Linked DNA regions of Mus musculus: all the other regions are linked to region 2. A link is a loop called in an ENCODE intact Hi-C map of the cell type or tissue named here. Cell type or tissue: gastrocnemius. All regions are shown on one strand. Each heading gives the region's core, and the rest is flanking DNA. Links, peaks and the distances in the headings are about the cores only.

The links. A loop is a pair of places that touch in the nucleus more often than their neighbours do. Peaks named below come from ENCODE experiments on the same cell type or tissue, not always from the same donor. Only the 100,000 strongest peaks of a DNase experiment are listed, where the experiment ranks them.
Region 1: a loop joins it to region 2, with 2.6 times the contacts of the local background. A loop is called at or near these places in 10 of 42 quality-filtered maps.
Region 3: it touches region 2 in a loop (5-fold over the local background); 10 of 42 quality-filtered maps call a loop at or near these places.
Region 4: it touches region 2 in a loop (10-fold over the local background); 38 of 42 quality-filtered maps call a loop at or near these places.
Region 5: a loop joins it to region 2, with 2.7 times the contacts of the local background. A loop is called at or near these places in 7 of 42 quality-filtered maps.

What each region holds. Positions count from the first base shown.
Region 1 is chr11:54,784,567-54,790,550 of GRCm38, reverse strand. Cdc42se2 (CDC42 small effector 2) reads left to right here and starts at 2,848. Exons shown (of 6, transcript NM_178626.3): 1 at 2,848-2,991. In gastrocnemius, for the core only: CTCF peaks have their summits at 2,707 and 3,601; DNase peaks (open chromatin) are centred at 2,300, 2,804 and 3,276; H3K4me3 peaks cover 2,323 bases; H3K27ac peaks cover 2,062 bases.
Region 2 is chr11:54,700,949-54,706,932 of GRCm38, reverse strand. No RefSeq gene overlaps it. Among named protein-coding and RNA genes, the nearest start is that of Cdc42se2, 84 kb to the left of the region's middle. In gastrocnemius, for the core only: a CTCF peak has its summit at 3,444 (motif pointing left); a DNase peak (open chromatin) is centred at 3,451.
Region 3 is chr11:54,925,039-54,930,038 of GRCm38, reverse strand. Tnip1 (TNFAIP3 interacting protein 1) reads left to right here. Exons shown (of 19, transcript NM_001199275.2): 9 at 821-944; 10 at 3,246-3,335. Among named protein-coding and RNA genes, the nearest start is that of Gpx3, 25 kb to the right of the region's middle. In gastrocnemius, for the core only: a CTCF peak has its summit at 2,095 (motif pointing right); a DNase peak (open chromatin) is centred at 2,105; H3K27ac peaks cover 2,445 bases.
Region 4 is chr11:54,856,976-54,862,959 of GRCm38, reverse strand. It overlaps Lyrm7 (LYR motif containing 7), which reads left to right and starts at 2,363. Exons shown (of 5, transcript NM_029327.5): 1 at 2,363-2,408. The coding sequence starts at 2,391. Gm31490 (a long non-coding RNA gene) reads right to left here and starts at 3,146. Exons shown (of 3, transcript XR_879859.2): 1 at 2,920-3,146; 2 at 930-1,044; 3 at 101-211. In gastrocnemius, for the core only: CTCF peaks have their summits at 2,082, 2,305 (motif pointing right) and 3,444 (motif pointing right); DNase peaks (open chromatin) are centred at 1,015, 2,283 and 3,471; H3K4me3 peaks cover 1,778 bases; H3K27ac peaks cover 2,567 bases.
Region 5 is chr11:54,981,302-54,987,285 of GRCm38, reverse strand. Anxa6 (annexin A6) reads left to right here. Exons shown (of 26, transcript NM_013472.5): 21 at 218-235; 22 at 1,071-1,164; 23 at 2,115-2,210; 24 at 3,930-3,988; 25 at 5,548-5,670. Among named protein-coding and RNA genes, the nearest start is that of Tnip1, 21 kb to the right of the region's middle. In gastrocnemius, for the core only: CTCF peaks have their summits at 2,999 (motif pointing right), 4,587 (motif pointing right) and 5,367; DNase peaks (open chromatin) are centred at 2,989 and 5,444; H3K27ac peaks cover 1,441 bases.

The sequences.
Region 1 (5,984 bases), core at 548-5,547, 84 kb before region 2:
AGCAAAATTTAACACTGGCCCCTTCCACCCTTCCTCCCAAACAGGGTCTCACTATATAGCCTTGGTTATATTAGAACTCACTATGTAGAACAGGTTGGCCTTGAATTCACAAGATCTGTTGGGATTAAAGATATGTTGTCACTGTGGCTGGCCTAAAACTTTATTTTTAAAAAAATCTGAATCATAAGGTATAATTTGTAGCTTTGTTTTAAATCATAAAGAATAAATCAAATAGGTAAAGAGACTGCTACTAATACAATATTGAGCAAACCATCATGTATATCCACTGTTAAACAATAGTATCATCTAAGCTAGGCCCATGCAAGTAATCTCAACATTTGAGAAGCAGAGGCAGGTGGATTGCCATGATTCAAGGTTACCCTAGACTGCAGAGCGAGTGCCAGGCCAGTCAAATCTCTGCATAGAGAGACCCTATGACAAGGACCCATAACAACAACAGCTGTAGCAATAAAACAATACCCATCTAATTGAATAGAATTGTGCCCTTAACAAAAGGGAATATGAATGGTCCTAGCAACCAAAATTAGATGTTGTTCAGTTTCTCTCTCTCTCCCTCTCTCCCTCACACAGGCAACTCTCTCTCTCTCTCTCTCTCTCTCTCTCTCTCTCTCTCTCTCTCTCTCTCTCACACACACACACACACACTTATTTATTTACTTGGTTTTTCAAGACAGGATTTCTTTGTATAGCCCTGACTGTCCTAAACCTTGCTCTGTAGACCAGGCTGGCCTTGAATTCATAGAGATCCACCTGCCTCTGTATCTTAAGTGCTGGGATTAAAAGCATAGGCCACCATCACCCAGATGCACACTTTTATAGAATATTAAATAATGTGTAACAATTCCCGTAAGGATTGCTACCTTTTATGGATAAGTGGTAGAAAATATTGTTTAAGGTGACCATATTTGCATGTCAAAGAACAATGCAAGCAATGTATGACACTTGGGAAGTTTTGGTTTTTTTTTTTTTTTTGGTCTTAGGAAAGTTTTTTCAAAACAGCATACCTTTAAGTACTATATCAAATTTTCTCTACCCTATCACATTATTCTTACTCAGTGAAATAGGGTACAGGGATGTCACTGGTCAAAAATTGCATCAAACATCAAGTAAATGGTTACTGTACACAAAAGAACTGAGAAGTCCAAATGTTTATGGTCTGATGTAGGTTAAAATCTAATGGTTGGTTGACTGGCAGAAAGTGGAATCAAGAGGAAACTGAAAATAAAATTGATTATTTTTGTTGTTGAACATCTTGGGGGTATTTAATTTTTTTTTCATTTCCTCTAGGCACTTGGGACTGATTAGTTGATTAGAACAGTTATCCCCAGCCTCAAAGGTCTGCATGTGTGTGGTACTCACCAAGCCAGAGCAAGGCCCTGGGTTTCACCTACAGCACTGCAGAAATCAAATCCAGCCAACCCAAACACCCAGCTTCTAGTGGGGAAGACAGGAGCAAAATTAACAGAATAAATTGTGCAGACTGTTCTGGGAACAGGAGAACAAGGGCAGATAGATGGGGGAAGGATTGAGCCTGTAGCAATGTAAAGAAGTGGGTTTAGGCTACGCATCATTGTTAAAGAAGATCTGAGTGGAGTTGAGGGGAGAAGGCAGACATTAGAGAATGTCCTAGTCCCTGAGTATAGACTGGACATTGCAAGCACCAGTGAGACTGGAGATGAATTCTGAGACCTATAGGGAAAAAAAAAAATCTCAGAGGCTTTGTCAGCCATTGTAAAGATGTTATCTTCTACAGTAACGGGAACACTGGTGGATTTTGATCGGATGAGACATGAGCTGACTCTCCTTGCGGGAGGATATTCTCCCTCTTGTTTTGACAACACAGTTTGTTGATGGTGGTCAGGGAGGTCATTTAAGAAAGCCACTGAAGTGTGACTGGGACCACGGATGACAGAAACAATGTAGATGAACAGTCTGATTTTCTTTTTGTTTGAATGTAGAACCACGCCAATTACCCTTATGGACAGAATGGATGTGAAATTGAGAATAAGAGGAACCAAGGAGTACTCCAGTTTTGTCACTGAACAAGCTAGAAATTTCCTATCAATAGTGATGGTCATGCAGCTCCCTGTCTGAGTATGTGTGGCTAGATTTCAGTGGGAAGGCGTCCATTTGTTTCTTGCTTCTGGGTGCCTAAAGTGTAAAGTTAATGTAGTCATAAAATGTGGTGGCTGAGGCAGGAGGACTGCTGTGAGTTCCAGGTCAGCCAGGGTTCTACTCCAAAAGTCCTTAAGCTTGTGACATACACTAGTAATCCCAGCGCTTGGGAGACGGAGGCAGGAGGATCACAAGATCCAGGCCATCCTTACCTATATAGTGAGTTTGAGGCCACTCTGGGGCTACAAAAAGGCCCTCCCTCAAACAACGTCAAAGCAAAACCAAAAAAAAAAAAAAAAAAAAAAAACCAAAAAAAAAAACGATCCCACAAGAAGTCACAGAGACGAACTTTTCAAATGCCAGGTAGATATTCTTGACTCTCCAATGAGTCAGTGATTCTGATTCCTTGAAAGTAACGTGATCTGAGCGTGAGAGACATCTGGTGCTGGCCAGCTCTGCCTAGCAGCGCCTTGCTCGCCCGGGCACGTCTACGGCTGGATCCGGACAGGAAGGTGCTGTGGCGCGAGGCAGCGGCATCCATCTTCCCCGTAGCCCACCCAGCGGTCACTCTTTGCGCGCCTAGCATCCCCTAGGTCTCGCCACTCCCTCACTGGGCGGGGCCTCACAGCTACCAGCCCGCCTACTGGGGGGGGACAGGGCGTGTCCTTGTAGTGGGGGCGTAGCCGCGCAGCCGCACACACCGCTTGTGGCTCCGCCTCTGCGCGCCAGAGCCTAGGCGGGAGGGCGGAGCCCGAAGCGGGGAGCGCAGCTGCTTGGTGTGTGGAGATCCTGGAAGCTTCGGAGCCGGCGCTCGGAGCCGCGCGGCTGGAGCAGGCGGCGGAGACAAAGGCGACGGTGAGTGAGGGAGAGGGCCCCACGTTGGCCCCGCCGCCCGAGGCGCCAAGTGTAGGGTCGCCACTCGGAAGGTTGAGGGCGAGCGCGGCCCGGGCCTCTCCGCGCTGCGGACTGGGGCAGCAGACTGGGGCTGCGGACTGACTGAGGCTGCGGCGGCTCCATTTTCCAGTCTGGGCGAGGTCCTCACGCGAGGACCGGCGTATGGTTCTCTTCATTCTCCGTGAGGCCAGCTTTCACCGTAGCCTGCACCTTCCCGATGGGGGAGGCGCTACGGACCCCTCCCCCAGTCCGCAGCCCCGCCAGTCTGGACCGGCGCGGAGCGGCTGGGCTCCCGAACCCCGACTCCCGCCCGGCCTGCCTGGGACCCCGAGAGAGGAAGCCGGGCCACTGCCTCGCAGTCGCTGCGGCGACTCTTACAGGTTGTTGCACCGGGAGCTCGCGGCCACGGTGGTGAGCATTACTAACGGGTGTGGTAGGTAGCGGCTCGCTGACGTCCGCATTTCGAGCTGAGGAGCAGCCCGGTGCCGGCTGATTTCAGGCAACCCTGGGAATTCCGTTTTAGCGGCAGTGATTGCTACTGCCGAGCTTTCCTGGAGGAGTTTGGTAGTGATGTGCAGAGCGCAGCACTGAGACGTTCTGGGCCTGGGAGTACAGCTCAGTGGTAGGGAACTTGCCTTGCATGTAGGAGGCGGCCCAGAGTAGTTCAGTTCCCCAGTACTCCCACCCGCCACAAAAAGAGGGGGGGGGGGGAAGAAAGAAAGAAAGAAAATTAAATGCTCTTAAAGGACCCTTGCTTAGTAAAATATTGATATAATGAATGAATCTTAAAACACCACACAGAACTGTTCCTACTAGTAAGATGAGGCACATAGCTTCTTGACTCAGATAAAGGACTATTGGAAAGAATGCCTAGCAAGTTTCTGTCCCCCATCCCCATGTAAACTATTAATAATTAGTTGGTCATTATTGCCAGCCAGCATAGCAGATAGTACCTTTGAGATGTGAAATTTTTGAGAGAAGTTGGCTTACAGATTTCTGTTTCTCAGCAGGCCTGATTTCTCCTTTTCTTTGAAAATAATTGAGAAAGATGTTTGGGGTGCATTTTGAGGTCTAGCTTTCTATGTAGTAGGAGTAAAGATGTGTGTGGGCTTTGGAGGGACTGTGGCATGGTCAGTCTTGGATCTCTATGAGCCAGGGAGAGAGAGCTCTGAACTTTAGGGGAGGGGATCTAATGTCGCCTTGGTGGTTAAACATCACAGTTTACCCAGCATACTCATTAGACACATATTAAGCACAGAGAGATTTTTGAATTCTGTTTGTGGAAGGGAACAAAACCTGGAAATGTTTCTCTCTTAAGCTTGAGCATGAAGTTCATTATGTAGTATCGATGTAGCAAGTAAGGACCTCCCCAGACCCCTAGGGCTACTTCACTTGGAAAAATGGCTGGTGAACTTCAGGAAGTGTTCATTCATAGCATCCTACTTAAAAGTTAATGAGTAACTTTTTAAGGCCACGATTATTGGGTTATGGTTTCATTTGTCAGCTTAATAAAAATCCCAGTAGGTTTTAAAGCGACAGGAAGAATGGTTTCAACAAGATGGTGTTTTATTTTTCTCCTGAACTAGATTTTGATGCAGTGTTTTTATTGATAGTGTGATTCCAGTTCTGTTTCAGTAATAATCTTTGTAATAACATTTTCTGTATTAAAAAAAAAAATCTCTGCTCTGTGGTTAAACCAGCACTTGCTGCTTATCTAGAGGATTGGAGTTAAGTTCCTAACACCCACACCTGATGGCTCACAACTGTCTGTAATGGGGATATGATGCCCTCTTCTGGTCTTCATGGAGCACCAGAATACAGGTGACATACACACACATACACATAATTACAAAACAGTAACGAGAGAGAGAGAGAGAGAGAGAGAGAGAGAGAGAGATCGATCCCCAAAGATGGGCAGGGAATGTGGGTCAGTTGACATGAAGTCGTTCATTCAATCACCACAAGCAGTATGATAGTGGGAGCCTTACTACCAACACCTGTAATGGTGGAGGCAGAGGGATCATGAGTGTAAGGCCGTCTTTGGCCTATATATCACAAACGTAAGGCCAGTCTGAACTATATGAGACCCAAAAGATAACAAGGTAAATTAGTAGATTTCTTTTGTTTTGGATATTTTAGCCATTTTATTTTATTTCATTTTTAACAGAGCAGGGATGTGGCTATGGTAGTATAGTTTCCTAGTATGTGTGTACCAGGCTCTGTCTTCCATCTTCAGTACCACAAAAAGAATGGAGTTGATGGGTAGAAAAAAAGAAATATCTTAAATAAAGTACCTTTCCAACATTTTTGTTTTGTCTGCGTGTTTATCATAAAAAAATACACTATTGACTAAATAGTGTTGACAAGAGAAGAATTATTAGTAATAATATGTGGTGCTGTTTGGACTTCCTTCTAGAAGTACAACTATGATAAAACTGTATATTAAAATGCAGGTGTGGGCTAGGCACTGGTATGCACCTTTAATCACAGCATTTGGGAGGCAGGAGGCAGGTGAATCTCTAAGTTTAAGGCCAGCCTGGTCTACATACCTAGTTCCAAGCCAGCTAGAGCCACAGAATGAGACCCTGTCTCAAAAGGGTTGGGGGGAGATGTAGGCCGAGGATATACTGTAGTTGTCAATTTGTTTAGCATATGTGAGGCCTTGCTTGCTTGGTTGCTTTATCAAGTTCCAGTCTAGCCTGAGCTACATGACACCCTATTTAAAAACAAAACCAACCAGTAAAACAGCCCCCTCAAAAAATAAAAATTACCACCTCCCAAATAACCAAACCAAACCAAACAGTGATGACTTCTATAGCCTGGTTGATAAGAGTTTTTTCCCAGTGTGCAGAAGCCCTGGCTTGGCGGTGCACTGCTGCATTGCCTCAGGAAGATCGAGGTGGAGAACAGCATTGTGTTTTCTATGAACATGAAGTTTCTGTTGTCTTTGTTGT
Region 2 (5,984 bases), core at 480-5,479:
GGCCTCTGGATTTTGGACCCACAGAGAAGTGCAGCAATGTAGCTTATGCCACCAAGTTTTGGGTTGATTTGTTAGAGTAGTATTAACTAGGTATTACAACAGAACACAGGAGAAATCCAGTTATCTCAATAGACAAGGGGAAAGCATTGACAGAGCTTAGCAACTAGTAAAGAAAGCCAAGTGTAGAAAGAAAGCTGCAGGGCTGGAGAGATGGCTCAGTGGGTAAGAGCACTGACTGCTCTTCTAGAAGGTCCTGAGTTCAATTCCCAGCAACCACATGGTGGCTCACAATCATAGCAATGGGATCTGATGCCCTCTTTTGGTGTGTCTGAGAACAGTGACAGTGTACTCACATACATAAAATCAATAAAATCTTAAGAAAAAAAAGGGGGGCAGGAGAGATGGCTCAGTGGTTAAGAGCACTGACTGCTCTTCCAGAGGTCCTGAGTTCAATTCCCAGCAACCCTATTGGTGGCTCACAACTATGTCTGAAGAGAGCAATGGTGTGTGTGTATATATATATATATATATATATACAAACAGAAGGTCCTTTCAGAGAAAAAAAACATTATATATATATATATATATATATATATATATATATATATATATATATCAATCACACACACACACACACACACACACACACACACACACACACACACGCACGCTCGCACAAACCTTTGGCAAGTGTAGATTTTGTATTGATTGTCTTCCTCCTCTCCTTTCCTCCTCTTCCTCCCTTTTGACTTGGCTGGCCTGGAGTTCAGGGAGTTCAGGCAGCCCCACCTCTCGGGTTCTGGGATTAAAGCCATATACCACCATGCCTGCCTGGCCTTATCATTTCTTAGCATTATATCGTTGTGAAGGAAAAAAAAAGTATATACAACAAGAAGGTAGACACAGGTCTAAAGAGTATTGTTAGATGGAAGGCTGCCAGATGCTATATCAACATTAAAGATCTATTTTGTTTTCTTTTTGTCAAGACTAAGTAATTAAACACTGAAAATATAAAAGCTACTTTTCAAAGTGAAGGCATGGAACAAACTCTTACACAAAGTCTTAAATGAAGGTTGGCAAAATGGTTCAGAAGTTAAGAATACGTGTTACTTTTGAAGAGGACTTGGGTTCAATTCCAGCACCCTCGAGGTGGCTCACCACTGTCTGTAACAGGGACCCAGTGCCTGTTATTGGCATCTAAAGGCATCAGGCACACATTGGTGCACAGATATTCCTACAGGCCAAAGCATCCACACATTTAAAAATAAATAAAATCAAAAACCTTCACATGAAGAATAAATCCATGAGCCAGACACAGAAAACAGACATCGTCTTCCAGTTGGGGGGCTGATACACAGGGGCGATGAATCCAAGGCTGTTCTATTTGGAACAAAGAAAGAGGAAGAAAAAGAGCCAATAAAAAGAAAAATAAAGCTATCCAGAATTATGCATGGAAAGATTGCCGGTAGTGCTGTGGACTCTCACAACACAGCCACAGTAGTACAATATGAAGGCAGACTTAGAGACCCAACAATAAACGTACACAGTCACACTGATCCTCGACGTAACGGCAAAGATAACTGATGGGTGGTGGGAAGTGGCTTTTCAGTAAACAGGAGAAATGATGTGAGCTGCAGATAGACTTGGCACCACCCTACACACATGTGCTCTGAGTATCATATATGAAAGGTGGCCATTACTGAGGACTAGGAAAATGCTTACTTAGAAGCGCAAGCCATAAAGAAGACACATTAATCTAGTTTGAAACAAAGGACATCTTTTCCAGGGCTGGAGAGCTAGTTTGATGGTTAAGGGATTACTGCTGATTGTGGCGGCACACACCTTTAAGGAGGCAGAGGCAGATCCATCTCCATGAGTTCTGGTTCAGCCTGGTCTACATAGTGAGTTCCAGACTAGCCACGGCTACATAGTGAGACCTTATTTTAAAACAGAACAAAATAAAAAGTGACTACTGCTCTTGCAGGGGACGAGCTTTCAGTTGTCAGCATGCACACCGGCTGCTCACGGTTGCTTGTGATGATGGAGGATCCTCTGCCCCCAAAGATGATATTGGTTAGCCACCACCCACAGAGCAGACACGCTATTACGCAGGCGAGCATCTTTCTTTTTCAAAACAGGGTTTCTCTGTTGACCAGGCTGGCCTCAAATTGAGATCCACCTACTTCTGCCTCCTGAGTGCAGGAATTAAAAGCATGTGCTACCGCACTCAGCTCACATCTTACTCTCCAGCTGGTTTCTTTACACTCTCTTTATGCTGGTTAATCCTTTCCACCTACAATATTTTATGTTCTGCTGTCCCTCTTCCCTTAAGCTCCCTGCCCTCATTTTCTGGCTCACAGCAGTACTCCATTTTTGCTAGAGAATATCGAAGACTTGAAGCTATGTCCCATTTGTCTTTGGGCCTGCGTTACTTCACTGTTTATTGGTGGTATTGAGGATTAAATCCAGGGCTTTGATTATGCTATGCAAACTCTCTGCCGCTGAGCTACACTACTCCCCCCTCTCTTTGAATAACTATTCCCAATTCTGTCCATTTCTTTGTAAATTGCACTTTCTGTGCAACTGAAGTACAAGGAGGTATATGCACTACATCTTTGTTGTCCATTCACCAGTTGTTGGGCATGGAGGCTGTCTCCATTTTCTAGCTACTGTAACCTCTGAATGGAATCAATGTCCACTTCTCAGGGGACAATGGACCAATGCCTGCTACTCTAAGCCTGGCTGAAATTCTAGGGCTGGGGAGGTAGTAGTTGGGGAAGTGGTAGGCCCACGCAGGGACTGGATTTCTGATGGCTAACTAAATGGACACAGCAATATACTGCCGTAAACACCCACGCTTATATCTGTAGACAGAGATGCCTCCCCTCACAGCATGCAGAGAATGAGGGAGAGTTGTGGGCTCAGCCCTGAACAAGCCACTTAGACGCCCTTCTGCCCCAGCCTCTAATGCTCAGAGCATACGGTGGAAGAGGGGTGTATATGAGTCAGAAGACAGGTGAAGGGCTACAAAGTGCCATCCCTTGGACTTCACATGGCAATATCACAGATGGGAACAACTGCGGTTGTCTGTGCTGGCCACAGGAGACCAGCCTGTGAACAAACATCCGGGGAGGTGTGTGTGTGTGTGTGTGTGTGTGTGTGTGTGTGTGGGGGGGTGCTCACAGGACCTTTCTTTACCTCACTCACAACTACTGCCAATTCAGACTCCAGGAGTGAGAATCACTGTCTTTAGTTGTACTCAAGTTGAAGGCGGTTTCACACCCATGGAACTGGTGGGTCTCTAAACAAAAAATGAATTGGAGAGATTTGTGAGGAAGTAGGCAGGGGTGGTAGAAAATGGGAGGTGAGAGCCATCAGTATGCTGGGCTTACCATCTTAATTCAAAACTAAACCAACTAGAAAACCCAGTCACGTTGTAGCTTGGCGCCACCTAGTGTCTGTCTGTCTCTCTCTCTTTTTCAAGACAGGGTTTCTCTGTGTAGCCCTGGCTGTCCTGGAACTCACTCTGTAGACCAGGCTGGCCTCGAACTCAGAAATTTGCCTAAGGCAGTTTTTCTAAGTAGTCTTGGCTGTTCTTGAATTCACTCTGTGGAACAAGTTGGCCTCAAACTCAGAGATCCGCCTCCCTCTGCCTCCTTAGTGCTGGGACTAAAGGTGTGCGCCACAACTACCTGGCTGACTCTAAAGGTCCCTAACTATGCCCTGGGAGAGACTCTTCTCTCCAATTGCCAAAGAACTCAAGTTGCAAAAACTCAAACCAGAACTCCATATTGTAAGATTGGCTGAATAACAAAACACTCACTTCCAGCCTCTGAGGGTCCTAATACAAACTGAGGAGAGTTAGACCTCAGACTTGACCCTGCACTGTTTAAGAAATGCTTGTTTAAAAATGACTATTAGGCTGGAGAGATGGCTCAGTGGTTAAGAGCACTGATTGCTCTTCTAGAGGTCCTGAGTTTAATTCCCAGCAACCACACGGTGGCTCACAACCATCTATAATGGGATCTGATGCCCTCTTCTGGTGTGTCTATCTGATGACAGCTACAGTGTGCTCATGTAAGTAAATATACCTTTAAAAAAATGACTATTGTGTGTGCATGACACCTCTGTGGGTACACGCACAGAGAAACAACTTTGGAGAGCTGGGTCTCTGCTCCTGCCTTTATGTGGACTCAGTTGTTAGGCTTGCAGGTCAAGCACTGTAGATGTTTGCCCTTTTGGTATACACTTTATATATATCCTCCCTTGGAGGTGTGTGAACCAAAGTATCTTCCTACTTCCCAGCCAGCCAGTACGTATTTCTTTTCATATTGTCAAGTCTATTTTTTTTTTTTTTTTTTTTTTTTTTTTTTTTTTTTGGAGACAGGGTGTCTGTGTGTAGCTTTGGCTGTCCTGGAACTCTATGTAGACCAGAATTTCTTTCTTTTCTTTTCTTTTTTTTTTTTTTTTTTTTTAAGATTTATTTTCTTGGGAGTGGGTGGGTAGGGGAGCAGGGCGGGAGGGGGGGGGAGAGGGTATAGGGGACTTTCGGGATAACATTTGAAATGTAAATGAAGAAAATATCTAATAAAAAATTGAAAATAAAAAGATTTATTTCCTTTGTGTATGTGAGTACACTGTAGATGAACAGATGGGTGGTTGTGAGCCTTCACGTGGTTGCTGGGATTTGAACAGGGCCTTCAGCAGAGTAGTCAGTGCTCTTACCCACTGAGCCATCTCGCCAGCCCCAGAACTGTCATGAACTCATAAGAGATCCACTTCCCCCTGATAGCTGAGTGGTGGAATTAAATGTGTGCTTTGGTATGCTTCACTCAATCATTCTTTAAAAAAAAAAAAAAAAACCCCAAGATTCCCATAGGTAGGTGCCACACATGCGTGACTTACCAGGGCAGCAGTCCAAGACAACAGGCTCGTTCACGCCACTCTTATCAGCTTCAACTATGGCTCTTCGGGTTTCCTATCATGGTTCTGGGGAGGAGCTTTAGCATGTTACGGTGAAGACTTCACAATTATGGTCCTTTCTTGTCTTACCACATATTTTCAAAGAGCTGACACGTACCCGTTTTGGGCATAATATCTAATTAGTTTGTGATGCTATCTATTAATCTTAGTTAAACTATTATTATTATTATTATTATTATTATTATCCTGAATTAACTTACTACTAACCAAAAATATTGAAATGTGAATTTTGTCTAATATACCCATCTAAAAGCTATCAGCTTCCTTTAAGTGTGCTGTTAAACTGATAGGTGGTGGCAAATGGGAGGCAGAGGCAGGCGGATCTCTGTGAGCTTGAGGCCAGACCTGTCTATACAGTGAACTCCATGATAGGATCACAGTTGAGACCATTTTCAAAGTAAATCTTAAAAATTCCATTTATTTTGTGTGTGCATGCATGTGCCACAGTACATGGATGTTAGGGGCAGCTTGTGGGACTCAGTTCTCCCCTTTCACTGTGTAGGTTCAAAGACTGAACTCAGCTCATCAGGATAGATGGCAAATGTTCTTACTCTCCCAAGCCTAATGGGAGCACCAAACCCTGATACTTGTTTTAAAAAACGAAGTAGATCCTGTTCTATGTGGCTTATGCTCCTGCTTCATCTCCCAGTGGCTGTGACTGCAAGCGTATGCCAAATGCAGCATGCCTGACTGGTAGCATCAGTAGCAAACACTCCATTGTGATATGTGGTCTGGGCTCATCTAGCATTTACTCTGCAGGTGTTGGGTTTCCCATAGATCTGTTGGATGGACTGTGTCCTTTCCATTCCCACATCTTCACTCAACTGGGGAAGGCTCAGCTTCCATCACATGCTGGGGCAGCTATAGGATTTAAACTAGTGAGGTCACTATGGAGGCCTGCTGGGTAGTGAGAGACGCTTTCTTCAATAATGTCATCACTGGTAAGGCGCTCATGCTCCTGTAGGCAACCCTACTCAAACTAAACAACAAAAAAAGAACCT
Region 3 (5,000 bases), core at 1-5,000, 220 kb before region 2:
CGAAGGAAAGGAATCTGAGTCCTTGCTGAGTGGCCTGAGAAAAGCCATTTGACTCTGTAATTAAATGGAAGCTGAAGGGCTGTGTCCACACTGCAAACATCCTGAGTACCCAGCACTGCCTACCTCATGAACTTAGGGTTTCACTTTCACTTATTATTTCTGCTTGTTTCGTTTGGAATGGTCTCATTCCATAGCCCAGGGAACTCACTGCGTAGCTCAGGCCGCCTCAGACTCCATAGTCCAGCTTCTGCCTCCCAAATGAACGTTGGAGTCATAGGTGTGCGTGCCCACACTCAACTTTGCTGGTAGCCTTTCCTGCTGTAAACTGTAAAGAAGGTCTCACCCAGAGCAGGGCCTGTACTCAACACTAGAGAACCATGAGAGCAGATCCAGTGGGATTGAGTCCCTGGTGGGTGTGAAGATGGCTCTATCAACCCTAGCTCTGAGCCAGAAGCTTGCTCTTTCCATGTTAAAGAGGGGGGGTGCCAGGTGCCGGTGAGTGAGCATGACCTACTGCACCGCCCAGGCTCTGCCTGCGTCAGCTGAACCAGGACACTTGACTATAACTGGAGGGAGGGGCGGAGCTTTCTTAGAGAACAAGATCATAGAACTGGAAGGTGCCAGGTGTGGAGACAACCTACAGATGGGGGAAATTCTGCTGTTAAGGATTCTCATGCAGCCTGCACACCTTCTGGGTGGCTTACAGATGCCCTTTTGGTCTGGTCGCACCGCAGCAGTGCCTTTGACAGCAGATCCTTGGCTTTGCAAGTGTCTTAACCCAGGGCTGACATTGTGACATCTCCACTTGTCTCTTATCTAGGGAGGAAAACACGGAGCTCAAGAAACTGTTGATGAACAGCAGCTGCAAAGAGGGACTCTGTGGGCAGCCCAGCTCCCCAAAGCCAGAGGGTGCTGGCAAGAAGGGCGTGGCTGGACAGCAGCAGGTGTGTATCCCAAGCTCTCAAACCCAGGATCTGCTCTGCCCCTCGCTGAGGGAGCACATCTCCTCCTACACACATTCCAGTGGCAGAAGGTTCTGCCTGGTAGACTCTGTTTCCTGGTGCAGCACCTGCCTCCGTGGTATGACCAGTCCTTGGCTTTTTGTTCTGTCTTCACCCCACGTGGAGTATCCCGTTCTCTGAGACACGTGCTCAGAGCTATTGGCAGTCAAATTACATGGCTCTGCCGCCCACCCTGGCTGCTTGCTTCTCCCGCTTGCTGACTTGGATTGTCCAGCGGCTGCTCATGGGAGTTGGGTTTCAGTGTTTTGCTCATTCTGGGTACCAATACCTTGATGCATTTTGTCTTGTCAAAGTCTCCTTCCCAAAAGTCAGGTTAGTCTCTAAAGTGTCAGGGCTCCTAAGGGGATTGTATTAAGCTTGTGAGATCGCAACTTAGAGCTCTGCATGGAGAGGAAGACTGGTCTGGGGATGCCTCAGCTCTGGCCCACACCCCCACACCTCCAGGCCCAGCCCTGCCACACAGTGAAGGCCAAGTGTGCCTTGCTCCACTCTCACCATCCCTCAGGCTCCTGTAACCCAGTTGTTTACCTCCTCAAGTGAGTTGCAGTCAGTTGCAACATAAGCCCTAATGCCAGCTTTCTATGTAATATAGTAATGACCTTGGTCACTCACTCCCCACCCCGGGGCAGTGATGTAATTTACCTGCAAAGCCATGAGCTCACTTGGGCTCTTTTGCCTGAAGGGATGTCTCTTCCATGTGCGGGGCCAGCAGGAGACTTGGAGAGGTCATGTGCCATCATACAATTAAGATTCTTCTGTCACCTCTCAAGCAGATGTGGGGGTGGCCGGCTGAAGAGCAAAGCCTTCTCGCTCTGCCTCTCGCTGGCATTGTTGCTCACTGTTGTAGCCATGGTTGGTCTGAAACACACTGGGTAGATCAGGCTGGCCGTCAGCTCACAGAGATCCTCCTGCCTCTGTTGGGATTAAAACTAAGTGACACATAGCCTTTAGCTGTTGCTGTTGACAGTGAGCTTCCTGGGGCAGGCATCTGCCCTTTTTGAGGCCACCTTATCAGATAGATACCCTTTCCTCTCCAGGTGGCATGGTATGTTTACAGGACATAGCCTGTAGGGGGCACCAGAGGCTCACAGGCTCTGCTTCCAGCCTCTGCCCAGCCTGTGGTAGGACATAGAGAGTTGATGGGGCCAGTGCAGAACAGCTTCTGGTCTGAGCAGACACTGGCGACAGTCACTGCACGTGCACTTCTCGCCTTGTCCTGTGGTTCTTACCTCAACACCTCAATTGTTCAGTTTTAAAACATTTTATTTTGAGGTAACTTTAAACTGAGGCAGAAATAGTGTGGAGTTGTGTTCCCGTACTCCCTCCGTCTTCCCTGGCTGGCTTCTATAACCGCAGACCTACCTCACCAAGCATCTTACATAACTGTGGTTCTTACCAGACTGGGCACTGCCGTCAGCAGCGCTGTCCAGATGCACCCATCCTTCACTCCCTCCCTTTCTGCCTTCCAGAATTGAATCCAGGATCCCACGTGGGGTTCCTATCACAGCTCCTTAGTCTCCTCATTTCGGCGACGTGGCTCAGCTGTCCTGGTTTCCATGACCTTGGCACTTTTGAGTTATGCTGGCCGGTTGTTTTGCAGAATGGGTTTTGGGTTTAGATTAGATTGTGGTTGCAGAATTTGGAAAGAATCTCAGAGATGGCATGTTGTGCACACACATCTGCACATGCGGGCTCTCGGCACATGTGTCTGGGCTCGTGATGCTTGCCAGCCTCCATCACACTTTCACGGCGTTTATTTTATGTTGGGGGCTGCATGCGTGTATGGAGGTCTGAGGCAGTTCTCTCCTTCCACCATAGGCTCTGGAGATTGCACTCAGCTCATCAGACTTAGAGACAATCGTGTTCACTCACTGAGCCATCTCACTGGCTCCTCACAACTTCTAAAAAATATATAAGCCACGCCTTTTAGGTTAGGGGATTCGGAGTTGTTGTGGGGTTGACCAGCAGGGCCTCAGAGTTAAAGTGGGGAAGATGGCTGTGGAAAGAGCTGGTGAGAGGATGTGAGGCTGGCAGCCACAGTATGCATCAGCAAAGGGGAATGTTCCTCGTGGGCTTCCAGGAGGAGGAGGTCGTGGCTGAGACATGGCTGCTGGGTGGGAGGAGCAGGGAGATTGGAGACAAGGGGCTGAGGCCCTGGGAGAGCACTGGGCTGGGGAACGAAGTTTTATCTGACACTTTGGTGAAGGCTCTGTCTCTCCCTAGGCCAGTGTGATGGCGAGTAAAGTCCCTGAAGCGGGGGCCTTTGGAGCAGCTGAGAAGAAGGTGAAGTTGCTAGAACAGCAACGCATGGAGGTAGGTGGCCAAACTGGGAGGTCAGGGACGAAGGCCCCACCTGGCTCTCTGGTTCCTGTTGGGCCTAGATCACCTTAGAGAGTTATTGTGGAAACCATTGAACCATCTGCCCATGGGATAGATGTCTGTCCTCTCGGGACCAACCACAGGGATCACTGAGGAGACTGAGTTTGTGGCACAGGCTGAAATTATTTGGGGACCTTAGGGAGCTGGACAGATGGCTCAGTGGTAATGGTGCACGCAGAGGACCTGGGCTCAGTTCCCAGGACTCTCACATACCAGCTCACCACTGCCTGTAACTCCAGCTCCAGAGAGTCTAACCCCTTTTTCTGGCCTTCACGGGCACCCACACTCACCACATATAGATGCAGACCCGTATATTAAAAGGGTGAGCCTAGGAAGGCTAAGGTAAGCTGGACACGGGAGAGGTGGTGGTCAGTCAGGACAGTCGGCATTGGAGACACATGCTGCAGTGGGAGTGGCTAACAGTGAAGGAAGCTCCCACACCCTTGGCAGCAGCATTCTCTGTCTCCCAAGCCCCTCCCCACCTCCAGCCCAGGCCACTAGCCTGTCCTTGTCCCTCCTCACACAGTTGAGGTCTTCCCGACCTCTTCTTCCCCACCCCTCTTTCTTCACACACATCTGAAGTCTTACTTACATTCATATTCTAGATTGACTCATCTCTCAGAAGGAAAAGAATGTTCATTATGTAATGAACCAAGAGTCTCCCTCCAGATGGCTGCCGCTGACATCAGCTCACTGTGTTCCCTTGGGGTTGTTTGGTTTTCCTTTTTTCTGTGGCACTAGGAACTGAACCTGGGGCCTCACTGAGCTGCCTCTGCGATCCTTGAACTCAGCCTTCTTCCCTCAGGCCCCTAAGTAGCTGAGGTTACAGACATGGTTTTTTTAATGCAGAAAAAAAAAAAAAAAAAAAAAAGACATACTGCTTTTCAGATAAGTTTTTCTCTTTTACAATTGTCTCAGGAGGTCTGTTCAGATCAATAGCATAAGCCAGTTCTCCCGTGTCTAAGTACTTTTGTCATTGGTAGTAATCTGAAGTCTGAATATCTTCTCCCATCTCCTGTCCTTTTATTTATAGTGATGTAGAGTTGTTTTTCTTTCCTGAGTAACTGCTGTGTCAAGAGTATGGCTCATAATTAGCATTATCTTAAGGCTCAAAGGATGTACTAAGTGTCTTATTTTCTTAATGGCTGCGCATGATCTGTTTATGATGTGCTGTAAGCCATAGCCTACACTAAGCTGACACACATAGAAGGAGGGTTTATTTTTACTTTTGGTTTTGCTTTGAAACAGCCTCTTTATGTAGCCTTGGCTGTTCTGGAACTCACTATGTAGATTAAACTAGCCTCAAACTCAAGACAGATCCTTCTGCCTTGCTTCCTGAGTGCTGAGATTAAAGGTGTAGCCCCACCATGTCTGGCTGATTAGCCTTTAAGTATGTTTGTACACTTGGCTAAAGTGTTTCTCTTTTCTTCTTTTTTCTTTGTATACCAGGGTTTTTTGTTTGTTCATTTTGGGGGGTTGTTGTTGGTGGTGGTGGTGGTTTTGTTTTGTTTGTTTGTTTTGGTTTGGTTTGTTTTGGTTTGGTTTGGTTTGGCGGGGGTGGTGGTGGTGGTGGGTTGAGACAGGGGTTTCTCTGTATAG
Region 4 (5,984 bases), core at 481-5,480, 160 kb before region 2:
AAATTCCTGCAAGGCAAGGCAATGAGAAGTTCTGGGCACCTGAGTGCACACATCTTTTGGAGGGCATACTCCTGCCTGCCACATAGCTCCAGGAACTTACATGATGAACAGTTGGAATTTCCACTGAGTTCTGGCGTTTCTTCAGTTCAGTTCCCACCACCGGATCAGTAAAGAGTGTGAGCTGTCTCGTTTCCCTTCATCTCTGGAACAGCTGAAGAAACTATCATGTTGGCTTAAGACTCACTTCTGATCTCATTTGGGCACTGTAGAACTATGTTTTAAAATTTTATCTATTATATGTATACAATTGCATGACATTATGGGCACCACAGGCATGTAGGAGCCAACGGAGGCCAGAAGAGAGTACTGGATCTCCCAAAACTGGAGTTACAGCCTGTTGTGAGCTGCTGTGAAGGTGCTAGGAATCCAACTCCAGTCCCCTGCTGATCAGTAAGTGCTGTTAAGCACTGAACCATCTCTTCAGCCACAGGATCCATATTTTTAAATAACATAGAAGGGTTTTCATTAACTTTCTAATCAGAAGTTATTATTACAAATTACTTTTTTTTTTTAAGAAATTGATCTATAGTACTACAGAAGCCACCACAGTATAAGATCATCTAATTGATTATTGTTTTGGATGAAAGACAATAGCCACTACACTTGATTTCATTGGTTCTATTAAAAGCACTTCTGCAGCCGAGCAGTGGTGGCGCACGCCTTTAATCCCAGCACTGGGGAGGCAGAGGCAGGCAGATTTTTGAGTTGGAGGCCAGCCTGGTCTACAGAGTGAGCTCCAGGACAGCCAGGGCTACACAGAGAAACCTTGTCCTGAAATAAATAAATAAATAAATAAATAAATAAATAAATAAAACCTCAATAAGAAATTTTTAGTGAGATTTTATTTTTATGAGTGTATGAGTGTTTACCTGGATGTGTATGTATACCGTGTCCTTGGAGGCCAGAAGGTGTCAGATCCCCTGGGACTGGAGTTCAGGCAGTTGTTAGCTGCCATATGGGTGTTGGGAAATAATCTCAGGTCCTCTGGAAAGAACAGCAGTGTTCTTAGGCTTTGGGCCAGCTCTCCAGCCATCAATAACAATTTTTAAAAGTTGACAATTATCTTTGTGTTCTTATATAAGACTCCCTAGGCATGGTATTTCACATTTGTAATCCCAGCCTTGGGGAGGTAGAGATGGGAAGATCTCTGAGACCAGGACAGCCAGTCTAGCCTAACCAGTGAGTTCTGGGCCAATTCTAGGTTTTGAACAAGGTAGAAAGCATTCCTGAGGACGAGTACAGGTTTGGTGGTGACAACTTTTATTCCAGCACTCCAGAGGCAGCAGATCTCAAAGTTTGAGGCCAGCCTGATCTATATAACAAGTTCCACACCAGACAGGGTTACTGTGACACCCTGTCTCAAAAGCAGAATTTTTTTTTCCTTTTTGTTTTTTGATTGACACAGAGTCTCATATAGTCTAGACCAGGGCTGTCCTTGAATTCTTGATGCTCCTGACTTTACCTTCCAAATACTGGGTTTTCAAGTATATCCCACCACACTCAGCTTAATCAAAGATTAAGAATCTTTGATTCTTAATAAACAGTCAGTTTTACCTAAAAGTAGCCTAAAATGTTACAGGAATGTTGAACGCAAATGATTGCGGAACAGGAGCAAGGTGGAAATTTTTATCCATGCCTGCAAGTACTAAGTTAAAATGTATATAAATGTTTTATGGTTATTACTATGAAGCTTCTAATAAATTATTTCCTACCTCAGCAAAACCAAAGAACGGGGCAAGATAAGTAGGGCAATAATGCAGAAGGTGAGGAGGCTCTGGGATCAAGGGTGTGAACTTGAGCAGGCAACTCAACCGCACCTTTGGGGGGAATAATTAAGAGAATGTACAAACAGAACGTTCTGGAGTCAGCGTTCTGATATGTATGGGCTGTGGTTGTTAGGACTTAGCTTTTGTTTGCTTACGTTCCCAAGGAGACAGTCACAGCCCGGAAACCTTATAATATAGACACTTAAGAGACGCCCACGCCCTTAAACAAGAGATAAAAAACGAGCAGGTTCCGAGGCCACCCAGTAACAAACAGTGTGCGCGAGCGGCACGCTAGGCGCGGCGGAGTGAAGTCTGCCCCTAACAAACATGGCTTCTCAGCTACTTCCGTCCTCCTGTCCGTAATTTGGCACCGCGGCTTCTCGCGTTTTTATACTTAGCTCTGCTTAGCAAACGCCTGAACTTCCTCCTGCGGGGAAGGCGGGCTAGGAAGGACATGTTGCATTCTGATTGGTTGCTATGCGGAGCGTCGCCAGCTGTGCCCCGGCCCTGATTGGTTGCCAAGAGGGGGCGCCCTCAGAGGCGGAGTCAGCGGCGTGGGGAGCCATGGGTCAGCCCGCCAAGGTGACAGGGCCGGGAGGAGGGTGCAGGGATGCTGAGGCTCAAGACCCCGGCAAGGGAGGGAGGCGACCCCGAGGGGGGCTGAGAGTGTAAGAGGGTGACAACCTTCAGGGGCAATGAGTGGTAGAGGGTGACAATTTTGAGGGCAGTGAGGAGAGACGACCCTATGGACCGTGAATGGAGGAGGTTGATAGCCATGTGGAAGAGTGAATGATGAGGGAGACAACCTGGAGGGGCTGCAGTGGAGAAGGGGGGGACAGTGAGTGAGGAGGGAGTGGATCTCGAGGGGCGCGGAGCGGAGGAGGGTGACAGCCACACGAGACAATGAATGAGGAGGATGGCTGATCCATGAAAGGTAGTGAATAGAGGAGACTGATGACCATAAACCGACCACCTATGCCTTAATAAAGAAGTTCCATAGTAGGAAGACTATAAACAACTAATAAAATCGTAAGAAGTGCTTCAAATTAATAAACAGCATGTTTTGTGAACCTATAAATAGGATTTAACTTACCTAGAGGAATACAGAAATCTCTAGTGGGCGAGAGGCAGCATTGCTGAGCCTACTTGTTGATGGCAAGCCCAGGCAACATAGATCTTGTCTCGAAATTTAAGAATCACGGGGACTTATAGGCAGACACCTGAAGTTTGATTAAGAATTAGGAGGGGCTGGCCTCAGACTTGTAGCTCACACCGGCGGCCAATTCTCAGCAATCTTCATGCTAAGTGCTGGGAATCTGACTCCCGAGCCACTACGCCCAGCTACTTTTTGCGTTTGAAAAGAAGTTTCTTAGTAGGGCTGAGGTTGTATTTAACTTTTAAGTTGGAGCCCTTAGCATTTTCAAGGCATTGGCTTCCATGCCCAACAGTGCATAAATAATAAGTAAAAAGATATGATTAGCTACAATGTAATGCCGGTTCTAGTAGATTTGTGGTAATGAAGATCACATTTTCTTTTAAAATAACTTTTTCAACTATTTTATTTGCAAGGCATGTATGTCTGTGCACCATGTGCATGTCTGGTACTCACAGAGGCCAGAAGAGGGTGTCAGATTCCTTGGAACCGAAGTTACAGGAGGTTGTCAGCTGCAGTATGGCTGATGGGAAGAGCCTGGTTCCTTTGTGAGAGCAGCCAGTGCTTTAACCTCAGAGCCATCTCTCCAGCCCCCATTTTCTTTTTATTAGGATAATGGTCTTAAGCTAGTGGTGCTGTTTTTATATTAATGGACACCCCCACTCCCCAGGAAGTACTATATAAAATTACTCCGATTACTATCCTTTAGTGTTCCACACTGCAGACTTCCTATGGTCTTAAACTTTGGGATCAAGTGATCCTCCCTTCTCCACTTTCTAAGATGCAGGGACATCTAGACACCTAGTCTCGTGTGTGTGTGTGTGTGTGTGTGTGTGTGCGCGCGCGTGTGCGTGTGCGCGCGCGTGTGCTAGTGTGCTTCTGCCTGCCTGCCTATCTGTCTCTTTTTTGTTTGTCTTTTTTTTTTTTTTTTTTTTTTTTCGAGACAGGGTTTCTCTGTATAGCCCTGGCTGTCCTGGAACTCACTTTGTAGACCAGGCTGGCCTCAAACTCAGAAATCTGCCTGCCTCTGCCTCCCGAGTGCTGGGCCTATATGTCTCTTTACCTCTTGCTTAATTTATATTTTATTGTGTAGTGCTGAGAAATGAACTCAGGACCCACTACATTTCAAGCACAGTCTATGTGGTGCCTTTTAAAATTCATATTCCTGGGCTGGAGAGATGGCTCAGCGGTTAAAAGCACTGGCTACTCTTCCAGAGGTCCTGAGTTCAAGTCCCAGCAACCACATGGTGGCTCACAACCATTGTAATGGGATCTGATGCCCTCTTCTGGTGTGTCTGAAGACAGCTACAGTGTACTTATATAAATAAATAAATAAATCTTTTTTTAATCCATATTTCTATCAACAGTCTCTGCCAGGCAATGGGCTCTTATTGCTGAGCACTTTAGAAAAAAACTCCTTTCTCTACACATCACTCAATTCCAAAGCCACCCCCACATGTTTAGGTTGTTATTGTTCCCCATTCCCCCATACCAAGTCTGTTAGTTTCCCGTGATTGGCTAAGCATCCAAAAAAGGAAAAAAAATGGAAATCTGAAATCTTATTTTTTCCATTTCCATGTGTGTACTAATGTGTGCCCATATGCATGTGTATGACGGCTTCTGCTGTTCTCTTACCTCATGTGTCGAGGCAGGGTGACTCAATTAGACCCAGAGCTCTCCACTGTGAGCACAGCTAGTCATCTGCCCTGTATTTTCGTGGGTTCTGAGGATCCAAACTGGTCTTTACCCTTACAGAACAAGCATTGTAACCACTGAGCCATCACCCTAGCCCTAAATCTAAAGTTGATTTTCTATCTATCTATCTATCTATTGTTTTTAATTTTATGTGCATTGTTGTTGTGCTTGCATTCATGCCTGTGTGAGGATGTCAGATCCCCTGGAACTGCAGTTACAGATAGTTGTGAGCTGCTATGTTGGTGCTGGGCATTGAACCCAGGTCCTCTGGAAGAGGAACCTGTGCTCTTAACCGCTGAGCCATCTCTCCAGCTTTCAGATATGCATATGTGTCTTAGGTTCCATCCTGTTTCCCTCCCCGCCAGTTTCTTAGCTATTCTCACCACTATTCCTTTTCAGTTTCATGTATTATCACAATGTCAGGCTTGTGGGCACTCCTGTCCCTGTCCCCACCCCGACTCCCACAAATTCAGGATGCTGAGAAGTCTTGGCATTCCTTCCACTTTTCATTTCAGAAATTGCAGTTAGGTTTCTCTGAGCTATCTGAAACATCTTCCCGGGCTCTTAGGATAGAATACATTCCTGATTGTGAGTGGAGGAGTCAAGAGAAGATGAAAGGGGGTAGGTTGAGAGAGAGCTAGAAACCTATGCAGACTGGCCGAGTCCACCACCTTCCCACACTAAGTTCTTGTCAGGATGATCATTGAGGCTTTTGTTTTGTTTTGAGAGTTGTTGAAACAGGCTCTCAAGAAGCCCAGGTTGGCCTTGAACTCACCACATAGCAGAGGCTGACACTGAGCTGATCCCCCTGCCTCCACCTCATGAGTACTGGATTGACAGATATGAACCACCACACCACTTAGAAGATTCGTATTTTATTTTATTTTATTTTTTTGACTGTTTCATAGAACAGTTTTTTAATGAGTTGCTAGATGGAGCCCAGGGCCTTACCTGAGCTAGGTTGTACCTCCAACTGCTGCCCCCCCCCCTTTTAATTATATGTCTGTGTGCATGTGTACGTGGGCATGTGTGTGCAAGTGCAGATGCCTGCAGAGGCCAGAACCACTTGATGTGGGTGCTGGGATCCAAGGAACAGAGCTGACGCCCACCGGAGAACAGTGCATGCTGCTAACGACTGATCCAGCTACAGTGCATGCTCCTAACCACTGATCCAGCTCCCCAGCTCCTCATTGCTTTTGTTGGTTTGAATTTGGCGTGGGGGAGAGGTTTTGGCGTGGGGGAGAGGTTGGGGGATGGGGATGGGTGTTGGTGTTTGTCTTTTGAGACAGAGTTTCTCTCTAGCAGCCAGA
Region 5 (5,984 bases), core at 545-5,544, 280 kb before region 2:
ACCCCTCTGGAAAAACCACATTTTAAAATTAATTATTTTCAGGCCTATCTTCCACTCTGAATTCTAGCCCAGAGATTATAAAAGGTGATATCCCTCCCAGTTCTTCATTGTGACCCTGGGGTCTCTTGGGACTTCTGCCAATCTGAGCCAACCAATCACTCTGAGCTCTGACTCTTGCCTCCCGTCTCTCCCTCCTCTGTCCCCTCCCCGCTCTCAGGTGGCTGCTGAGATCTTGGTGAGTGTTCTGTCCTTCACGGGGAGGTAACAGCTTCTAAGTCAAGTCTTGCTGTGCCTGGGCTGGGCTGAGTGGGACAGGATGGGGCAGTGATTGGGGGCTTCCCCACAGCTTCTCTCTCTCCCCTTCAGGGCCTTTTAAGGACTGTGTTGGTTAAGGGCGGGCAGGTGTGGCAGTGCATGATCATAATCCAGCACTTGACAAGCAGAGGCAGGAGGTTCAGGAGTTCAAGGCCATCCTCGGCTTCATATCGAGTTTGAGGCCAGCCTGAACTACATGAGAGAGACTCTGTCTCAGAAGGGGCAGGCAGGGGCAAATAAATATTTCCTAAGCTTTAGCTGGTCATCTCTACCCTGATTTATGCTGTATCATTACCAGCTATGGTCGTTGCCTTTAAATCGAAATCATTTTAATTTTATTTTTAAGCCCAAAGTGAGCTTTTTAGAGAGAATTTAAGTAAGGTCATAGCTGGCTAGGAGATCCTTTGGAACCCTTAATGTGCTAGAGTAAACCGGGTGTGCCCTTGGGACTGGAGAAAACCGGCTAGGACATTTTTGCTTGTTCACACACATGTCCATACTCCCCAGAGAGATTCTCTGGTGACTGGATAGGATTACCAAGTCCCTCTACCCAGCTCCAGTCCCACCCCGGGGTCCTGAGGACTTCAAAGGGAAATGGGATGACCACTGTACTCAGGCCGAGGGGAGAAGGGGCCAACCTCAATGCCCTTGGGTGATTGATCCCACCGCAACCTGAGCCTTAGCAGAGACAGTAGGTGCTAACTGTGGCTTTCCCGTGGCTTTCCCTAAACCCTTGCCCCAACCGGGCTCTGCAGGAAATAGCAGACACCCCCAGCGGAGACAAAACTTCCTTGGAGACACGCTTCATGACCGTCCTGTGCACCCGTAGCTATCCCCACCTGCGCAGAGGTGAGTCTGTTGAACCCTCTACCCCTTCCAGTGTGGCAGTGGGAGCCCCAAATATGACCCGAGCCTTACAACCTTCTGTGCAGAGCAGACCAGCCAAGTGCCTAATTCCTTCTCTTCACTCCAGTAGTGGAGGGTTGGGGGACTCCAGAGCTCTGGCCTCTCCTCAGCCAGCTCCCTTCCCTTCCTTAGCAAGGCAGATGGCACACCTAGGATAAGGAATCGCTAGCTAGCTTCACCTCATCAGCATGCAGGGTTAAGGATTCTGAGGTGTGCTGCCATGATCCATCAGGACAAAGCAGAGAGGGGTGAGGTGGTGTAGGCCAGCCCATCACAGAGGTGTACAGTGCCAGTCCTGAAGTCCCTTCCCACTGAGACTTTGTAGCCTCACATGTACCTGCTCGGTCCTTTTCAACACGTGGCTGCTTTGTGCTTAACCCTGGATTGCCTCGATTCCAGTCCCCTACCTATCAGCTGTGTGGCTAAGCAGGTGACTGACTTTCTGCCTTGATCCCCTTATCTAAGGATTGGGGTTTTAGTTGTACCTCACATGGTTGCTAGGATACAAAACTCACAATAAACATAAAGTACTCGGTCTGTGCAGGGCATAAGGGGCTACTGGGTGTCACTTTGATTATTATATAGTAAGTTCCATCCAATCCTGTCAGGGAATAAGAGGGAACCCAGAGAGCAAGGCCCCCCTGGTGGTCTGGGCATTTCCTTTTACACATCAGCCTGGGGTAATAGAGCTTGCCAAGGGCTAGAGCTACTGGCCAGACTTAAAGGCACTGGTGTGGCCTACTCGGCTCCAAGTCTTATAGTAGCCCTAAGGCCAGAATCTGCCTGTCACCTGAGCCCTACCCAGTGCCCAGCATGTACTGTGGCTGGTTCACGGGGTAGGTCAGGTGACCCTCCCCAGTGGAGTTCATCTCTCCCTCAATTCTCTTGACCAGTCTTCCAGGAGTTCATCAAGAAGACCAACTATGACATAGAGCATGTCATCAAGAAGGAGATGTCTGGGGATGTCAAGGACGCATTTGTGGCCATCGGTAATTACCGGGCACCCGGGGGAGGGACTGGGGCACTGCTGGGAATGTGGGCAGTTTCCCTAAAGGAATGTGGCTTTAGCATCATCTTCTGCTGCTGATACTGGGAGCTAAATACTACCTCAGATCACCTCCCCCGCCAAGGCATGATTGTGGGGGGACAACCTGAGGACATCTTCAAGGCTATGGAGGCAGGTTGAACATCCCAGGGTTAGGACCAGGACATAGAGAAGGGCAATGCTGCACAGGACTGGAGTATGTTTGTGTACATATATACCACACATGAGACATACTGTATATGCACACATGTGACTCATAGGACACGTATACATAGCATGCAAGATGCGTTCATTCACAGGGTACACCCTGCATGTATACACTAGACATGCCTTAGGCATATTCTCTCATACCACAGCCTGCCACTGAGCTATCTCCTTAGCCCAGAGACCTCGTCTCTGAGCTTCTTGCTTTTTAATTTTTTTGTTACATTGTATTATTTATGTTGTATGTGTACACATAAATACATGTGTACAGGTATGCACACACCATATCATGTGTGTGGAAGTCAGAAAACTTTAGAGAGTTGGTTCTCTCTACTCTGTGGATCTTGGGAATTGAACTTAGGTTCTTAGGTCAATGACCTTAGCCTGCTAAGCTACCTCGTGGCCTGGAGGTCTCGAGTTTGAGAAGGTCTCTTTCCCTTTTGGATCTCATTTCTCCCTGTGTAGATATGGATACATACAAGCATATTGTTGCATCGTGTCGATACCTGATCTTACCAGCAGGTGGCGATAGAAGGCTTTCAGATTCTCTATCAACTGCAAAATGCATCTTGAATCTCAGGAATTCTAAAAAAAACGTGGAGGAACAGTGTTTTAGATTAGATAAATGGAGGGGTTGCTTACAATAGCTCTTCACCACCTACAGTGAGGCATTGTGATTGGAAGCAGAGGAGCTGAGCAGGAACTGTCACTTGAATGCTAAATGCCCTGGGCAGAACACAGAACCTGTGTCAGCTTCTGCATATCGGTAGTGGGACATGAACACTGGCTTTTCTACTCAGTCCTCAAGTGGCACAGAAGTTGTTACATACTCACACACACCACACCCCGCTCAGAATGTCTCTAGAATCTGAATCTCTACAGTAGAATCTGGTTTTTTGTTTGTGTGTGTGTGTGTGTGTGTGTGTGTGAGAGAGAGAGAGAGAGAGAGAGAGAGAGAGAGAGAGAGAGCTATAGGCAGTTGTAAGCAGCCCAAAGCAAGTGCTGGGAATCCAACTTGGGTCCTCTGGAAGAGCAATAAGTGCTCTTACCCACTGAGCTATCTCTCTAGACCCTAAAGTTCAGTCTTTAACCATCTTCTCCTGCGCTCTGAATGCCCTCAAAATTGACAGCCCTGTATCCAGCATCCCTTAGGACTTAAACCCCAGTTAAATATTCTGCTGACCTCAGTCAGCCACAAGCTCCTTTACCGCGGGAGAGATTCAGCTCTCAGACAGAAAGAGAGGTGGACAGAGGGAGGAGAAAAGGAAGGAGCTTTGTGGAGGGGGTCGTAAAGTGGCACTGCCAAGACAGACGGTTAGCAGTGACCCGCAGCCACCCAGTAGGCTGGTAGCAGTAAGTATGTTGGAAGGTTGGTGGCTGTAGTACAGAAAGCCCTGCCCAGGGTCTGAGCACACAGCCTCTGACCAGATGCCCTGCCTCTCTCTCTTCTCCCCTACAGTTCAGAGTGTCAAGAACAAGCCTCTCTTCTTTGCTGATAAACTGTACAAGTCCATGAAGGTACGGCGCCTGACCTGCTTCTCAGCACTGCCTTTCCCAAACCTACAGGCACAGATGTGCACCCTCCCCCAGACGAGACATCCGACTGCTCTTTACCCCACCTTGTTTATCAGCATCCTGCTTCTGGACCAAACGTAGTCTTCTTTCTCAGTCAAGGGTGTTTTAATGCCCACTCCCCCACCCCATCCCCAGGATATCTATCATGATTGATTTCTAGTTGCCAAAACTTAAGAGAATATTGCTGTTGGTACCCAAGATGCTGTGTACAGGTAGAAAGTGACAGAGCTGGAGGGAGAGGAGAGAGGGCCCTAGTGCTCACATATTCCAGATCCTGTGTTAGTATTTTGGGACTTGTATAACAAGTTCCCACAAACTGAATGACATAAACGTAATCTCTCATGGTTCTAAAATCGAGGCATTGGTAAGGTTGGCTCCTTCCCATCCCTCTCCTGCTACCCCTCTCCTGCCTCCCGGAAGCTGCCAGAAACCCCTTGTGTGTCTTCAGTTTGGCTGCATCACTCCAGCCTCTGTCTTTTTTTTTTTTTTTTTAATGTATGCGTATTCTGCTGCATTTGCAACTGCCTGCCTGAAGAGGGCATCAGTTTCCCCTATAGATGGTTCTGAGCCACCATGTGGTTGCCGGGAATTGAACTCAGGACCTCTGGAAGAGCAGACAGTACTCTTAACAGCTGAGCCACCTCACCAGCCCCCCATCCTCTGTCTTTATGTTCACATGTGTGCCTCTGTCCCTTGCACTCCTTAGAGCCACCCGATGGGTTTAGGGCCCTAATCTAACATGACTTCATTTTAACACATTACAATGGTGCAATAATTAACTTTCCATCTCTTTGGTACAATATCTGGGATGGGAAAAAAAAATCAACCTAAAAGAGGAAAGAAAGGATGTGGGCTCATAGTTTCGGAGCCTTCGGTCCACGGCCTCCTGATCTGTTTCTTGAGCCTGTGGTGATGCAGAATGTCGTGGCAGGGCGGGCGTGGCAGAGCATGCTACTTCCTTCCAGACAGCCTGGAGCAGAGAGGGAAGAAGGGACAAGGCACGGAGTACATCCACTGACACCCCACCTCACTTCCTCCAGCTAGGCCTTCACCTTCGCCACTTCCTAGCAATGCCATCAGATTGTATATTCATCAATGCACTGGCCCATCGAAGAAGTCAGAAACCTTAAGATCTGCTTCCCCAAATCTCTAGCTCTGAACACTGCACCGGGGAGGGACCAAGCCTTCAATGCATGAATTAAATTGGGGGGAGGCTACATCATCTAAACCACAAGGCAAAAACTCTGTTCTAAGGTTACATTCTGAGGTGCCAGCTGGATATGAGTTTTAGCAGGGCCTGCTCAGCCCACACAGGTCATCTGTGCTTATGTCTGCCCAGTCCTCCACACGAGGGAGTTTGGTTGGCACTGTCTGTGGAAGACAGTAAGGAGTGGCCGTCTGGTCTGGGAAGGCAGAAGGGACAGGCAGGTGGACATCTGCCATAGCATGACCTAGCTCTGCCCTCCCTTCCTGCTCCATGTATCTCTCCTTGGCTCCACCAGGGTGCTGGCACAGATGAGAAGACCCTCACCAGGGTGATGGTGTCTCGGAGTGAGATAGATCTGCTCAACATCCGGAGGGAATTCATTGAGAAATATGACAAGTCTCTACACCAAGCCATTGAGGTAGGAAAGGGGCTGCTCAGTGGGCTCTGGGATCACCTGCTCATGTTGAATGAAGGGAGACCTACCTCATTGGCTTGGCTATGAAAATATCTCTGTTATTTTATGTATGTGCGTGTTTGCCTACATGAATGTCTGGTGCATGCCGGGTACTCACAGAGTTCCGAAGAAGGTAGCAGATCCCCTGGAACTGGAGTTACAGACAGTTGTGAGTTGCCATGTGGGTGCTGGGAACCGAACCTGGGTCCTCTGCAAGAGCATCCAGTGCTCGTAACTGCTTAGCCACCTCTCGTGAGCCCCTGGTTTTTTTTTTTTTT